Regions from separate parts of the Mus musculus genome. Here region 1 is linked to region 2. Evidence: chromatin loops called from intact Hi-C (ENCODE). Cell type or tissue: heart. All regions are shown on one strand. Links, peaks and the distances in the headings refer to the core of each region. The heading gives the core; the rest is flanking DNA.

The links. A loop is a pair of places that touch in the nucleus more often than their neighbours do. Peaks named below come from ENCODE experiments on the same cell type or tissue, not always from the same donor. Only the 100,000 strongest peaks of a DNase experiment are listed, where the experiment ranks them.
Region 1: it touches region 2 in a loop (10-fold over the local background); 10 of 42 quality-filtered maps call a loop at or near these places.

What each region holds. Positions count from the first base shown.
Region 1 is chr6:41,348,873-41,357,589 of GRCm38, reverse strand. It overlaps Try10 (trypsin 10), which reads right to left and starts at 3,485. Exons shown (of 5, transcript NM_001038996.2): 1 at 3,359-3,485; 2 at 1,979-2,138; 3 at 814-1,067; 4 at 124-260. The coding sequence starts at 3,398. It also overlaps Tcrb. In heart, for the core only: no CTCF peak of the experiment used is centred there; no DNase peak of the experiment used is centred there.
Region 2 is chr6:41,414,343-41,423,059 of GRCm38, reverse strand. It overlaps Tcrb and the pseudogene Gm5409. Among named protein-coding and RNA genes, the nearest start is that of Gm5771, 26 kb to the right of the region's middle. In heart, for the core only: no CTCF peak of the experiment used is centred there; no DNase peak of the experiment used is centred there.

The DNA.
Region 1 (8,717 bases), core at 563-8,562, 66 kb after region 2:
CCAGAATAGCCCTCCTCACTTTTCCATGGATTCACTACAGGAAACTTCCTGCCTCATACACTTGGGCCTGCTAACCCCAATCCTAGGAAAACAAATTATATTTGTGAGAGTGAAGCCAATTACCTGGCAGGAATCTTTGCCTCCCTCCAGGAAGCCAACACAGATCATGTTCTTGGTGATCTTTCCAGGATAGGAGGCCTCACAGTCAGCCTGAGGCAGCAGTGGAGCATCCAGGCACTGGAGCAGGTCTGGGTTGTTCACTTTGAGGAAAAGATAAGAAGGAAAGTGATTCAGTGCAGAATAGCCATCAACATGCCAGTGGTGAACTCTTTTTTTTTTTTTTTTTAAGATTTATTTATTTATTATATGTAAGTACACTGTAGCTGTCTTCAGACACTCCAGAAGAGGGAGTCAGATCTTGTTACAGATGGTTGTGAGCCACCATGTGGTTGCTGGGATTTGAACTCAGGACCTTTGGAAGAGCAGTCGGGTACTCTTACCCACTGAGCCATCTCACCAGCCCGAACTGTTTTTGATAACTGGGCGTTATTCTACATATTAAGGCCCAGCAAGAAACATGGATTCCAAAATAGTGATTATTGATATCATTTATGGAAGTAATAATAGAATTTTTTCATCTGTTCTGTTTACATTCTGTGATCAAGGTCATTTTGTGTGCAACTCTCTCTAATACCCACTGCACATCTCAGTGTACTTGCAATGTATTTTCATCTTAGAATCCAGTGACTTAAGAGTAGAAACCTGAATGGTTCTGGAAAGTTGTAAAGGAAGCCAACAAAGTAGCCTACTCACCGCCAGAGCTCAAGGTGTTGCCCCAGCCAGAGATGAGGCACTGAGTGCCAGCAGCTGCACAGGAGCTGGGCAGAGCCACAGTGGCCACTCTGGCATTGAGGGTCACAGGAGAAGACAGCTTGATCAGCATGATGTCATTGTCCAGAGTCTTCTTTTTGAATTTAGGATGCTTGATGATGTTGGCAGCATCGATAAACTGCTCATTGCCCTCCAGGACGTTGATGTTGTGCTCTCCCAGTCTCACTTGGATGCGGCTGTTGGGAAGAGAAGTGTATGAGGATCTTCCTCTCCATTAACCCCAAGTAGCTCCGAGTCATCGAACTCTTTTTGCTGAATATATCTGGAATGGGGAAGAGGACTTGCCTAATATAACAGAAGTAGAGTTGTGATGTGCAACTACAATTGTGAAACCCAATTACTCTCTGCTTCAAAAGGTGGGGGGGGGGGGGAGCAAAATATGATTGGCATGAAAGACTGCTGTGGGAATCTCCTCAAAACTACATCTCCCCCCTTTGCATACACATACTTTCTTGTTTCTTCATTTGTCCTGTCTCTTTGCAAAATGTAAACCACCTTAAATCCTTTCCTCTTAAGAACTATTATTCTGATGGGTCTAGTCAAATTTGGGATAAGATAGTCTTGATCCATGTAGCTTTGCTACTTCCAATTTGCTATGAATTTACTTTCTAGGTTCTTTTCCTAGACTTTCTCAATAAACTGGCTGAAACTGATGTGTATTCAGGTCTGATACTATCTGGTATAGAAACTAACTCTGACTTCTCTCTATATGGTGAAATTAGTCAAAAGATAATGTTTTAGTACGCTTACAGACTGTTGACATTCACTGAAAACTCTGAGTTTAGAACACAGTATTAGTCTTTGAGATAGTCTTTTTGTGACTTCGAATTTGGTTCTTTTTATCCTAAAGTCAATTTTCCTTGCCTTCAATATGTATATCATTAATTTATTTTTGATTGTTTAGGAATGTGAACGGCTTCTTATTCTGTATACTTACTCTTCCCAAACTCATAAAAATGTTTTAGTTGGTAATCTTTCCCTTCTGACTACTGCTGTTTACTTTACAACCTTAGTTCTTGCCTGATCTTATACTGTGTCTGCAGAAAGGCCAAATTTGAATTCTGTACCATTAGGGACCACCACTTACGACTTGTAGCAGTGAGCTGCAGACACCACCCACTGGTCATTGATGAGGGAACCTCCACAGAAGTGGTAGCCAGAGTTCAGGGACACCTGGTAGGGAACAGAATTCTCTCGGCAGGTGTATCCTCCAACTATCTTGTCATCATCATCCACAGGGAAAGCAACTTCAATTAAAAAAAAAAGATCATTGAGGAGAAAATTCATGAAGGTGCTGGAAGGTGACTCCTTCAGGCCTCTGACTAGGCATCCTTAAAGAGTGCAATAATAGAAGGCAAGAAAGAAGGCAAGAAGGTAACACTGTATCCCTGTAGGAAAAAATAAATGTTTGCCCAACATAGAGAGACTGTAGAGGAATACTCCTAAATTGAAAGTTAAAATTCTCATTATGCTGGACATTATTATCTTAAATTTACAGTAGCAAAGTACTCTGTATGTGACTACATTTTGATGGGTTACCAGGGAAAGGGCAAGTGATGTTCTCAGCTTGCAGGAATAGGATGCAGAGATGGTTGATTCACTACCTCCCTTGATCTTTCATTGATGTGTCTTACAGAGCTTAAATAGCTTAATGCAGTTTGAACTGCATCTTCAAAATATCCTGAAAATATAGAGATTTTAATGTACCCACAAGCTTTATAGTTCATCTGCATATTAAGGACAAAGAGAGAGTAGGCTTTACATAGGACAGAGGAATGTGATGTTATTCTGGAAGATAATTGTTTTTTAAGTTTAATTGCATGTTTATGTATCCAATACATTGTAATATTTAATATATAATATATATGATATATATACACGTATTATATATATATATATACATATATATATATATATATATATATATATATATAGAGAGAGAGAGAGAGAGAGAGAGAGATATGCAACATTAATTACCTGCAGGTACAGAGGGCCTAGGCAGAGCCACAGTGACCACTCTGGCATTGAGGGTCACAAGGGAAGATTTTATATATATATACATAAATGCCCATCCTAATAAAAAGTCATTGTTCCAGACTCCTAAGGTTAGAATTTTAAGATAATAATTTCTAGTATAATGAAGAGTACAACTTTCAACTTAGGAGTATTCCTCTTGTACAGATGACTTGGGCTGAGTTATCCCCAGTCTGTTGGACCCATGCAGAAGACCTGCTGGTTCATTTCCTGGAACCATATGCTTTCATTTCTGATCACATATTAGATGAGCAAGGAAGGGGTAATAAACCTTAACCTTACAGAAAAACTTGAAAGACTGGAGACAGAGCTACTACTGCTGGAGGAAGAAAGAGGACATTGGAGTTTTGATAGGGCGAAAAATGATCCTTAGTGGTGGGATTCACAGCTTCTATAAGAAAGAACAGGACCCAAGTTAAATCATGGAACTTACCAGCTGCTCCCACAAGGGCCAGGAACAGGAGTGTACTCATTGTGACAGCAGGCAGTGAACACTGTGGGAAAGCTTGCCTTTATACCCCAGTGCAGGGAGAAGGAGATACTAAGGGGAGGGCTCCGTCTGCTACTACAGGAGCACACCTGTAGCTTTCCCCTTTCCAGAGACTCACATTATCACTGCTTTGTTTGACTTTTCTGTAGGTAGGTTAGGGACATGTGATAAGGAAAATTTTCTTCTTGGCTCAGAGAAGGATAACTGTTGATTCTTGAAAGGAGGCTTAGCAAAAAATAAAAATAAAAATAATTAAAAAATGGTCTTCTTAGGAAGATATAAAGAGGTTAGATAGTAAAGAATGGCCTTCTTACCAAGAAGGGGGACAATATTTAAAATGTAAGTAAATAAAATAATTAATAAAAAGAATGGCCTAATTTATTAGATATACCCTAACCTCATTGGAAATTATTTGTCGAAGACCTGGTACTATTAGGTGGGAAATATCTACAAAGCAGTCCCATATCCAAGGCTCAGGACCATTGTTGAAGAAGGAGTAATACAACTCTAAGAGCCAAGAGATTAGGGAGTTTTCCAAGGGATTGTCTCCTTTAATAATATCAGAAGATGCACCCATAGTCACATAAAGTCCTAAATATTAAGTGAACACATACTACACTAATGGCCACACCATTGTCGATCAGAAAAAACAAACAAACAAACAAACAAACAAAAACTCTAAAGTGGTTTAAGCCTACACAAAGAACAAGAGGAAACTAAGGAAGACTGGGATTGGAATACGTGATCTTCCCAGGGAAGAGCACACTAAGCACACCAATTGGTTATCCAGTGGCAAATAGTCAGGCTTGAAAACATACAAATAAATAAGTTATACAGAACAAGCAGATTATATTCAGAAATATTCACATTCATACTTATATATGTATATATGAACATAATGCATCTCTGGATGCTGTTTCTTATTTATTTGTTCCTGGCCTCATTCATAAGTGGAATGTCTGTCACATTGCCATGTCTGCTGGGATTTGCAGACTGTTTACATAATTTCATTTTTCAGTATCATGTGTGAGGTATAGATTTTGTTTATGGTTACTCCTCCCTCCCTCCCTCCCTCCCTCCCTCCCTCCCTCCCTCCCTTCTTCCCTTTTTATTTTACTTTTACAACTTATATTAACCCATACATATTATCTATGCCTGCCACATGGTTTCTACCTCTCAGTATCTAATACTGGTCTAGCCTCCTCCTCTCTGTTGGACTGGCACTTTTCAGATTTCCTCTCTGTCCCACCTTCCTTTCTTGCCTTTGCTATAGGCCATAAGCATTGTATTTAAACCAATAAAAAGCTGAGAGAGGAAGTATTTACAAATCACTGATTATTAACAATACCCAAAGCCTGGCTTGTAAGCATATCACTGTTGGTTCAGAAATCAGTATTTGTTTAATAAAGAGATAATCTTTACCCAATGCATAAGACATTACTCCAATATCTACCCCTGTTAGTTCAAAAAAGGTTCTTTCTCTAATATTAATTACATACAATAAGAAAAATTATGAAAACTATCAGGTAAGAATTATATTCACAATGTCCAGTCCATTTGTATTAGTCACCTTTGGATAAAGTGCTCCATTCTCTATCCACTATCTCTATTTTGATGACTTCAAAGTTCTGTCCCTGAATCACTTTCCATCATAACTTGCATTATCAACTTATAAATGTCTTTAAGATCAATTTTGAGATTATAACTATCTAATCTTCAACCCCATCAGACACCTGAGAAGAATAAATATTAGAGAAGGATAAATATTACCTGAATAAACTGAAAGTGCAGGACAAGAAGCTTTCAAAACTACAGAAATTACAGAGGTTGCTTGAAACCTGGAAAGTCACCCAAGTTTTCATTGAAATATAAAGTATCTGTCTTCAGCCTTCTGGACCAGTGTATTTGACAGACTTCTCTGTAAAGCAGGAACTATGAAAGATGTGCCTACCTTGTCCTGGCAAAGTTCATCAGTTGACATTCTTTGTGCCCTGATTGTGCATTGCTGGGAGAGCATTCTGTTCACAACTGAACCAAGGACAGTGGTTTGTTTGTTTGTTTTTTGTTTTTCCAAGTTTCTAGCTTTGCTGTATCTGAAGCATACTCCATAAGGAGGTTCTTGGATGACCATAATATTCATTAAAGTAATATGGAGATGCCACCAAAAGCTGTTGTGTCTCCCTGTCATGAAAAGCATCTTATGAATAAGACATCTTTAAATGCCACATTATGTAGATCTCTGAAGTGTCTGAAGATCATCTGTGAATCTAGAGTATATCTGAATAAGGAAATATTTCTTGTTTCTAGTTATCTATTATCTGTTCATCTTTGAAAACATCTGCAGGAGACTAAATAAAGCTTATTTCTTAAATAAACTAAACCAGTACCTTAGATGACCACAGATTTGATAGATTTATGGCTACCTTTTACTTCTTAATTACTCTAAACAGTTTTCAGTAGCATATTTTAAGGACTAGAATGTCACATTACATTTTTAAATGAGATGCATAGGAACAATACCTCAGAAAAGAGTTAAAACATATAGGCAGTATGTTGTAGCAAAATATAACCTTAATTTGTATCAATTTATAATAATCTAAACCAATGTAAAACTATTTGGCTTGTTGATATTCTTCAGTTTAAATGTAGAGTCAGTAATTTACCGTTTTACTCTATCATTTCTGCATTTCCCCTTTTTCTTTTCATCATTTCTCCCCTTATTTCTCCTAACACTGGATAGAAGACAAAGAGGGATAGAGGAGAGGAAAAACAGATCCCTGAGTATTTATGCCTTCTTTCCTCTGTGACCGAGACCATTAATAAATTGTTACTGACAACCCTTTAAATAATGACAATCATCCACCACACATTGAATGACCAAAACCCACTCACCCCTATCTCTTGAGAATGGGGAGTCATTTTCTAGGATTGCTTCTGGCTGTATATGGGCAATGACATCTTTTGGAGGCCCTATGAAACCTAAGATATTGGCTTAGTACTAGGAAAGCTAGCTGTATCATTTACTGTCCAGTCTCTATGTGACAGGAAAGTGAAGGGCTTAACTCAAGTCCTGGCTGGAACAGTTTGTAAGTCTTGAGTATCTTAGCTAGTCTTTTTAAGTTGTCCTAGATGCAGATTTTTGAGGAAACATAATTCTGGCAATGTGTGCAGCTGGATCACCTGTGATATTTGTCTTATCTTATTTGGTGTCTGGTCCTTTTGCTCTGTAGCCATATAAACCTTTAAAGGCACTATACATTACTGCACTAATACATATGGAATGTGCACAAATCAGCTAAAGATAATTATCTACTCTATGTTTGGCCAAGTGAAATGAATCAAAACTTTATAATACATTTGGAATGTATAGCCAAACTCTAATATAAATTTCCAACCATGCCTCATGAAAAGATGACATGTAATAAAAAATTCCTGAGGACTCTATAGCCAACAAGATCTATTTGCTCTGTGTAGCTGAAGTCCAGGCTGGAGACACTGATATCTCAGCCAGTGTTAGAGCTGTTCCTATGTAGCGGTATCAGCATTCATGTTACCTATTTTGGTGTTTTCCTTAGTTTCTTTCTTCATGTCTGCAAACAAGCTTTACAGGAGGTCTCCTTTAGGCAAATCTAATCTTTATTAGTTATCATGAAATCTACAGCTTTTTTTTTTCTTCTGTTGAAAGAAAGGCAAGTCCTCCCTCCCACCAACACAGCACATTTCTTGCCTTCTACTTTGAAGTTAAGACATCCTTAAAAAAAAATAAGAATGGTTTAATTCAGCAGTTTTTTTTCACATTTAAGTGTCTCAATAACTGTTGGGTTTTGCTCATTAGCATTTACAATATTTATAGTTAATAAAGCACTATGTGATATAACTCTGGGGGTCTTTGTTACCCTTTTCTGTATACTAACCATCTCTTTTAAAGGATAATTATATACTTTTACAACTGTTTGTCCTGTAGAATTGTGTGGTATATCTGTAACGTGCTTTACATTGTATAAAAAGGACAAGATATCCGAGAGGACAAGTATAACATTTTCATTTTACTGAAGAAACATGCTGGAGCATTGTTAGTCTTAATTTGTACAGGCATGCTCATAATAGCCATAACATCTAGTAAGTAAGTTCAGAGTTGGTCTTTCAGAACTTAGAGCTCATTGAAATCCTGGATATGTATCTATACTATGATGCACATACTTCAATTTTCCAAACTCTGCAAAATACAGCCCATCCATTTGATAGATTTTATTTTTATTTTTCAGGATACCCTTTGGGTTATACCCTGCAGGTAATGGAGTTTGCATAGAACAGATACAATATTTCCATATAATTTTCATGTTTTGTTGCCAATGGATAGAAATATCTTTCTTCAAACTTTTGCTGTTAACATGGTGTTTCCTATGAAATTCTGAAACTTTTACTGCCCTTTGTATTAAGAGATGGTCTATCTCATCGTTACCTTGTGCCTGAGGCCTTCCTTGTTGGGATATGATATGATATGATATGATATGATATGATATGATATGTGATTGGGTTGCCTCACTCAGGATGATATATATATATATATCATATCATATCCCATATATATATATGTTATACAGATCAGATGACTTCTATTTCAGCTTGTTGTAGTTGAATATATAGTGATGTTAATTCTGAATCATTCTGAATAAGTTTAGCACTTTCTATGTGCAAAACAACTCTTTCCACACATTAAGAGTCAGTGACCTTATTAAAAGATCCAAGAAAATTTAATAGTACAACTCTGATTCTTGAATTGAATCACACAGGCTCTGAGACACTTTACTTGTTTTTTTCTGACATATAATCTCACTTTTCTGATTAACCTGCAACATTATAGAATGAAGGGGTTTCAGGTTGGTGTTCATTTTGTCGTCTGAAGGAAAATCCAAATTGGTTCTTTTACAAATTGCAGTCTTTTACTCTTGGTTATTTGCTGTTAATTTCTCCCCCAAATTACCATAAGCTTTTTACCAACGTTCATCTTATACAAATAACGAGGCAATTTCAGTATTAGTAAAGGTACGACAATTTCTGATGGGTCTACTCCTGTTAATTGTCAAAGTCCCATTTTTTCCTTTTAGAATCAATTCAGGTCTTTAATTTTTTACCTGTTCATGTGCTAAAAATATCCATTATCTTCTCACTACATAAGAGTCCTTGTGGGAGAATGAATAGAAGTAAACTAAATATAAATAAATATAAGCCAATATAACTATATACAATATAAGTAAAATACAAGCCATCACTGGATCCTAACAGTCTACATGTGCACCTT
Region 2 (8,717 bases), core at 224-8,223:
TACTTTAGTAAGGGCTCATAAATGCTTCAACTTCCTAATAGCCCAGAGACAAAGCAGTAGGGGAGGCAGATGGCTAATATTACATGGGGGACATGTACCTGTTTAAAGCAGTTATTTTGGGTGATTCCAATCTTAATTGTGAGCAGTCCATTCCACTAGCAAAACACCAAGTATCAATAAGCAGCAGTGGCTTGACCAGAAGAAGTCACAAGGCTCCACCAAGCAGCATGGATCCAGGGAATTACAAGAAGCAGCCAGAACACCACCAGAAATTCTTTGGTGCTTTTTCTCTATAAAATCACTATAAGTGAACATTAGAGAAGAAAGCAAGGCTAACAAATACAAGAGCATCATCAGTGAAGACTAGGTGAAAGTTCTATGTAGACACCATATTCAGTGAATTGTGTGGGTTTTGCCTTCAACAATGGAACCCTCCTACCTGTTTGCAGAGAGCAACATGTTATGCTGGCAATTGCATGAATTGCATGGGAATTTCCATGGACACTTTTGGCCAACAACTCCACTGCATATAAAATAGTCCTGGTCCTGAAAACTTCATTTGGTAACATGAGAAGGCCAGTGGGACTCTGTTTCCCTCGTTATTTGGAGACCCCAGTAGGATCACCACTCACTGACAATTTTCATTATCTCTCAATTGAGTGCCCTACATTTAATCTCCCCACTGTCTTACTAGTGTCCCCATCATCTCTTCCATCTAATTCCTTTCCTCCACCCACCTCTAATATATATTTTGTTCTACATTCTGAAACATGGTTTATAACTAATGTCCACTTATAACTGAGTATATACCATGCTTGTCTGTAGGTTTGAAATTTTCAAAAATCTCTTTATTTAGTGTTCTTAAATGCTTCAATTGCCCATTGTCTAGAGGTAAGGGAGATAGAGGGTTAATAGGAAAAGAGTGATGTGGGCCTATTTAGAAGTTCTTTGGGGTACTGGTTAGTTCATAATGTTGTTCCACCTATAGGGTTGCGGATCCCTTTAGCTCCTTGGGTACTTTCTCTAGCTCCACCAATAGCTGACTGTGAGCATCCACTTTTGTGTTTTTTAGGCCCCGGCAAAGTCTCACAAGAGACAGCTATATCTGGGTCCTTTTAGCAAAATCTTGCTAGTGTATGCAATGGTGTCAGCGTTTTTAAGCTGATTATGGGATGGATCCCCGGATATGGCAGTCTCTAGATGGTACCCCGGAGCTCTTGACTCTAGCTGCATATGTATCAAAAGATGGCCTAGTCGGCCATCATTGGAAAGAGAGGCCCATTGGCCATGCAAACTTTATATGCCCCAGTATAGGGGAATGCCAGGGCAAAAAAAAAATGGGAATGGGTGGGTAGAGAAGTAGGGGGGAGGGTATGGGGGACTTTTGGGATCGCATTGGAAATGTAATTGAGGAAAATACGTAATAATATATATATATATATATATATATATATATATATATATATAAGTTCTTTGGGCTATTCTACCCTTCCTTGTTATAATACCAGCACTCCAGTTCAATAGCAAACATGCAACATGAATAGGTAGTGGTCACATGATCCAGGAGTAGCAGCAATGCTCCAGGAAATAGGCACAAATCAGTGGAAGGGGCCAGAATGAGCCAAAAGATCACAAGAAATTTTTTGGTGAGTTTCTCTCTATGAAGTGAAGACCAGTGAAGAAGCAAGATGTTTCAATTCCATTGACCTACCTGTCTGTTTCTGTACCAATACTATGCAGTATTTATTGCTATTGCCATGTACAACAGCTTGAAGTCAGGGATAGTGATGCCTCTAGAATTTCTTTTAGTATTCAAGATTGTTTTAGCTATTATTAGTCTGTTTTTTCCACATGAAAGCGAGAACATAATTTATGAAAAGAAATGTGTTGGAATTTTGCAGGGAATTTCATTGAATCTGTAGATTGCTTTTGGTAATATGGCTATTTTCACTATATTAATCCTAGGGACCCATGAACATCTTCTGATATCTTCTTCAGTTTCTTTCTTGAGAGAGTTGAAGTTCTTGTCATATAGGTCTTTAGTTTGCTTGGTTATAATTATACACATGTATTTTATATTATTTGTGCCTATGATAAAAGATATTATCTCCCTAAGTTTTTTCTCAGATTGCTTATCATGTATATAAAGGAGGGCTACAGATTTCTTCAATTTAATTTTGTGTCTTGCTACTTTCTTGATTCTTTGTGTTGTTTAAGAACCATGGTGACTAATCTCATAGAATGATTTCGGAAATGTTCTTTCAGTTTCTGTTACATGGAATAGTTTGAGGAGTATTGATATTAGCTCTTCTTTGAAAGTCTAGTAGAAATTTGCACTAAAACCATCTGGCCCTGGGCTTTTGTGGGAGGCTAATGGAGAGACTTTTAATGTCTGCTTTCATTTGCTTAGGGATTATAGAATTATTTAAATAGTCCTGATCAGGAATATAGTATCAGTCATACTTTCCCTTTTGTTGGGAGGTTAAGTAGTTCAAGTACAGAGTGACAGGTTACTGCCAGGTTAGTCATCTTAGCTAGGAAATTGAAACAATCTAAACACCTTTCAAACAAATGAGTATATAATGAAATGTGATACATATATGTGGAAGATTATTTTATTGAAAAAAAATGAGATCATCAACATTTCAGGTCAATGAATGGAACATTGTAAAAGATCTTAACCTAGAAACCAATTGGAAAATGACACATACTATCTATCACTGGAGGCTCCTCTCTGGTACTAGCAATACACCCTTCAAGAGCCAAAGACCATCTAACAAAATGACAATGACCCTGCCTTTGAAAGGTCCTGTTTTGAGATATTCTCAGGGTTTTCAAAAAGACTGCAGAAACACTATGGGCTATTGCTTATTACACTTCTTCTTTGACCCAGAGAGATGGAAGGTAAGTCCCTTTTGTTGAACACACCATGCATTTAAGGCACAGGACCCAGAGGCCCCTGAGCTGATCTGATTTGAATGCCTTCTTTTTGAGGATTGGCTTCTATGATACCAGAAGGTGCTATGCAAGCCTCCAAAGGAGGGAGGCAACAAACAATCACATCCAGCCATGGTGCCTATGAATCACGTTAACTTGTAAAGAAAACTTTCATTCAAGATTTTCCAATTTAAAATATGTTATTTATTCCTGAACAAAATTTTGGTTTATGAAAGTGCTCAGTAAAAAAAAAATCACATGTAAACATAAATGATTATTAAGAACATTTTTAGCATGAACGTTCTACTATGTTTTTCTTCTAATTGCTTTTGTCGTTTCAGCTACTACTGAAATACTATTCCATTCAACATATATGGAGCTGTATGATGCTTGTCACATATCAATGGTAAAGAAAAATGACTTCAAATAAGATATATTTCCCATTGAAAAAAGCAAGAGATCAGACAGAGACACAGAAAGTAAGAAAAATTCAGTTTATTGGCATAGTGACTTCATAGGGATTAGGATGCTTAGTTTGCAGCAATGGTGTTTTGAATCCAGTCCACATAGTTGCAGACCTTGGTGTACACACCAGGGTTGTCCTTCTGGGCACAGCCATAGCCCCAAGAAACAATGCCCTGGAGCTGTCCATTGCAGACCACAGGGCCATCAGAGTCACCCTGGAAGGGAGAAATACAGTATTGAAGGAAGAGGCACAAGGGAAAAGGACCACATTACTCTGACCTGAAGATGCCATTGTAGCCATGCTTTGCCTCCCTTGGTTATCCCATCCTCTGTTCTGGCTGACATGTTGAAATAACCTCCAGAATAGCCCTCCTCACTATTCCATGGAGCCACTACAGGAAACTTCCTGCCTCATACACTTGGGCATGTTAACCCCAATCCTAGGAGAACACATTATTTTTGTGAGAGTGAAGCCAATTACCTGGCAGGAATCTTTGCCTCCCTCCAGGAAGCCAACACAGATCATGTTATTGGTGATCTTTCCAGGGTAGGAGGCCTCACAGTCAGCCTGAGGCAGCAGTGGGGCATCCAGGCATTGGAGCAGGTCTGGGTTGTTCACTTTGAGGAAAAGATAAGAAGGAAAGTGATTCAGACCAGAATAGCCATCAACATACCAGTGGTGAACTTTTTTTTTAAGATTTATTTATTTATTATATGTAAGTACACTGTTGCTGTCCTCAGACACTCCAGAAGAGGGAGTCAGATCTTGTTACAGATGGTTGTGAGTCACCATGTGGTTGCTGGGATTTGAACTCCGGACCTTCAGAAGAGCAGTCAGGTACTCTTACCCACTGAGCCATCTCACCAGCCCAAACTCTTTTCGATAACTGGGCATTATTCTATATATTAAAGCCCAGCAAGAAACATGGATTCCAAAATTGTGATTATTGATGTCATTTATGGAAGTAATAATAGAATTTTTTCATCTGTTCTGTTTACATTCTGTGATCAAGGTCATTTTGTGTGCAACTCTCTCTAATACCCACTGCACAACTCAGTGTACTTGCAATGTATTTGCATCTTAGAATCCAGTGACTTAAGAGTAGAAACCTGATTGGTTCTGGAAAGTTGTAAAGGAAGCCAACAAAGTAGCCTACTCACCGCCAGAGCTCAAGGTGTTGCCCCAGCCAGAGATGAGACACTGAGTGCCAGCAAGTGCACAGGAGCTGGGCATAGCCACAGTGGCCACTCTGGCATTGAGGGTCACAGGAGAAGACAGCTTGATCAGCATGATGTCATTGTCCAGAGTCTTCTTTTTGAATTTAGGATGCTTGACGATGTTGGCAGCATCGATAAACTGCTCATTGCCCTCCAGGACATTAATGTTGTGCTCTCCCAGTCTCACTTGGATGCGGCTGTTGGGAAGAGAAGCATATGAAAGTTCAACTTTCAACTTAGGAGTATTCCTCTTGGACAGATGACTTGGTCTGAGTTATCCCCAGACTGTTGGACCCATGCAGAAGACCTGCTGGTTCATTTCCTGGAACCATATGCTTTCATTTCTGATCATATAGTGGATGAGCAAGGAAGGGGTAATAAACCTTAACCTTACAGAAAAACTTGAAAGACTGGAGACAGAGCTACTGCTGGAGGAAGAAAGAGGACATTGGAGTTTTGATAGGGCAAAAAATGATCCTTAGTGGTGGGATTCACAGTCTCTCCATTAACCCCAAGTAACTCAGAGTTATTGAGCTCTTTTTGCTGAATATATCTGGAATGGGGAAGAGGACTTGCCTAATATCACAGAAGTAGAGTTGTGATGTGCAACTACAATTGTGAAACCCAATTACTCTCTGCTTCAAAAGGTGTGGGGGGGAACAAAATATGATTGGCATGAAAGACTGCTGTGGGAATCTCCTCAAAACTACATCTCCCCCCTTTGCATACACATACTTCCTTGTTTCTTCATTTGTCCTGTCTCTTTGCAAAATGTAAACCACCTTAAATCCTTTCCTCTTAAGAACTATTATTCTGATAGGTCTGGTCAAATTTGGGATAAGATAGTTTTGATCCATGTAGCTTTGTTAACTTGAAATTTGCTATGAATTTACTTTCTAGGTTCTTTTCCTGGACTTTCTCAATAAACTGTCTGAAACTGATGTTCATTCACGTCTGATACTATCTGGTATAGAAACTAACTCTGACTTCTCTCTATATGATAAAATTAGTCAAAAGATAATGTTTTAGTACACTTACAGACTGTTGACATTCACTGAAAACTCTGAGTTTAGAACACAGTATTAGTCTTTGAGATAGTCTTTTTGTGACTTCGAATTTGGTTTTTTTTATCCTAAAGTCAATTTTCCTTGCCTTCAATATGTATATCATTAATTTATTTTTGATTGTTAGGAATGTGAACGGTTTCTTATTCTGTACTCTTCCCAAACTCATAAAAATGTGTCAGTTGGTAATCTTTCCCTTCTGACTACTGCTGTTTACTTTACAACCTTAGTTCTTGCCTGATCTTATACTGTGTCTGCAGAAAGGCCAAATTTTTATTCTGTACCGTTAGGGACTACCACTTATGAGTTGTAGCAGTGAGCTGCAGACACCACCCACTGGTCATTGATGAGGGAATCTCCACAGAAGTGGTAGCCAGAGTTCAGGGACACCTGGTAGGGAACAGAATTCTCTCGGCAGGTGTATCCTCCAACAATCCTGTCATCATCATCCACAGGGAAAGCAACTTCAATTTTAAAAAAATAGATTATTGTGGAGAAAATTCATGAAGGTGCTGGAAGGTGACTCCTTCAGGCCTCTGACTAGGTATCCTTAAAGAGTGCAATAATAGAAGGTAAGAAGATAACACCGTATCCCTGTAGGCAAAAATAAATATTTGCCCAACATAGAGAGCACTGTAGAGGAATACTCCTAAATTGAAAGTTAAAATTCTCATTATGCTGAATATTATCATCTTAAATTTACAGTAGCAAAGTACTCTGTAGGTGACTACATTTTGATGGGTTACCAGGGAAAGGGCAAGTGATGTTCTCAGCTTGCAGGAATAGGATGCAGAGATGGTTGATTCACTACCTCCCTTGATCTCTCATTGATGTGTCTTACAGTGCTTAAAAAGCTTAATGCAGTTTGAACTGCATCTTCAAAATATCCTGAAAATATAGAGATTAATGTACCCACAAGCTTTATAGTTCATCTGCACATTAAGGACAAAGAGAGAGTAGGGTTTACATAGGACAGAGGAATGTGATGTTATTCTAGAAGATAATTGTTTTTTAAGTTTAATTGCATGTTTATGTATTCAACACATTGTAGTATTTAATATAATAATATATATATATATACATATATATATATATATATATATATATATATATAGAGAGAGAGAGAGAGAGAGAGAGAGAGAGATGTGACATTAAGTACCTGCAAACAAACTCAAAGACAAAAATCACATGATCATCTCCTTAGATGCGGAGAAAGATTTCGACAAAATCCAACACCCATTCATGATAAAAGTCTTGGAAAGATCAGGAATTTGAGGCCTATACCTAAACATGATAAAAGCAATCTACAGCAAACCAGTAGCCAACATCAAAGTAAATGGTGAGAAGCTGGAAGCAATCCCCCTAAAATCAGGGACTAAACTAGGCTGCCTACTTTCTCCCGACCTACTCAGCATAGTACTTGAAGTCCTAGCCAGAACAATTCTACAACAAAAGGAGATCAAGGGGATACAATTTGGAAAGGAAGAAATCAAAATATCACTTTTTGCAGATGATATGATAGTATATATAAGTGACCCTAAAAATTCTACCAGAGAACTCCTAAACCTGATAAACAGCTTCAGTGAAGTAGCTGGATATAAAATTAACACAAACAAGTCAATGGCCTTTCTCTACACAAAGGATAAACAGGCTGAGAAAGAAATTAGGGAAACAACACCCTTCACAATAGTCACAAATAATACAAAATACCTTGTGGTGTCTCTAACTAAGGATTGAAAGATCTGTATGATAAGAACTTCAAATCTCTGAAGAAAAAATTAAAGAAGATCTCAGAAGATGGAAAGATCTCCCATGCTCATGGATTGGCAGGATCAATATAGTAAAAATGTCTATCTTGCTGAAAGCAATCTACAGATTCAATGCAATCCCCATCAAGATTCCAATTCAATTCTTCATGAAGTTAGAAAGGGCAATTTGCAGGTTCATCTGGAATAACAATAAACCTAGAATAGCAAAAACTCTTCTCATTGAGAAAAGAACCTCTGGTAGAATCACTATGCCTGACCTAAAGCTGTACTACAGAGCAATTGTGATAAAAACTGCATGGTACTGGTATAGCGACAGAAAAGTAGAACAATGGAATAGAATTCAAGACCAAGAAATGAAACCACACACCTATGGTCACTTGATCTTTGACAAGGAAGCAAAAACCATCCAGTGGAAAAAAGACAGCATTTTCAACAAATGGTGCTGGCACAACTGGCTGTTATCATGTAGAAGAATGCAAATTGATCCATTCCTATCTCCTTGTACTAAGGTCAAATCTAAGTGGATCAAGGAACTCCACATAAAACCAGAGACAGTGAATCTTTTAGAGGAGAGAGTGGGGAAAAGCCTCGAAGATATTGGCACAGGGGAAAAATTCCTACATAGAACAGCAATGACTTGTGCTGTAAAATAGAGAATTGACAAATGGAACCTCATAAAATTGCAAACTCCTGCAAGGCAAAAGAAACCGTCAATAAGACAACAAGGCCACCAACATATTGGGAAAGGTCTTTAGCTATTCTAAATCAGACAGGGGACTAATATCCAATATATATAAAGAACTCAAGAAGTTGGGCTCCAGAAAATCCAATAACCCCATTAAAAAATTGGGCTTAGAGCTAACAAAGAATACTCACCTGAGGAATACCAAATGGCTGAGAAGCACCTGAAAAAGTGTTCAGCATCCTCAATCGTCCAGGAAATGCAAATCAAAACAACCCTGAGATTTCACCTCACACCAGTTAGAATGGCTAAGATGAAAAATTCAGGTGACAACAGATGCTGAAGAGGATGTGGAGAAAGAGGAACACTCCTCCATTGTTGTTGGGTTTGCAAGCTTGTACAACCACTCTGGAAATCAGTCTGGCGGTTCTTCAAAAAACTGGACATAGTACTACTGGAGGATACCACACTACCTCTCCTAGGCATATATCCAGAAGATGCTCCAACTCGTAGTAAGTACACATGCTCAACTATGTTCATAGCAGCCTTATTTATAATAGCAAGAAGCTGGAAAGAACCCAG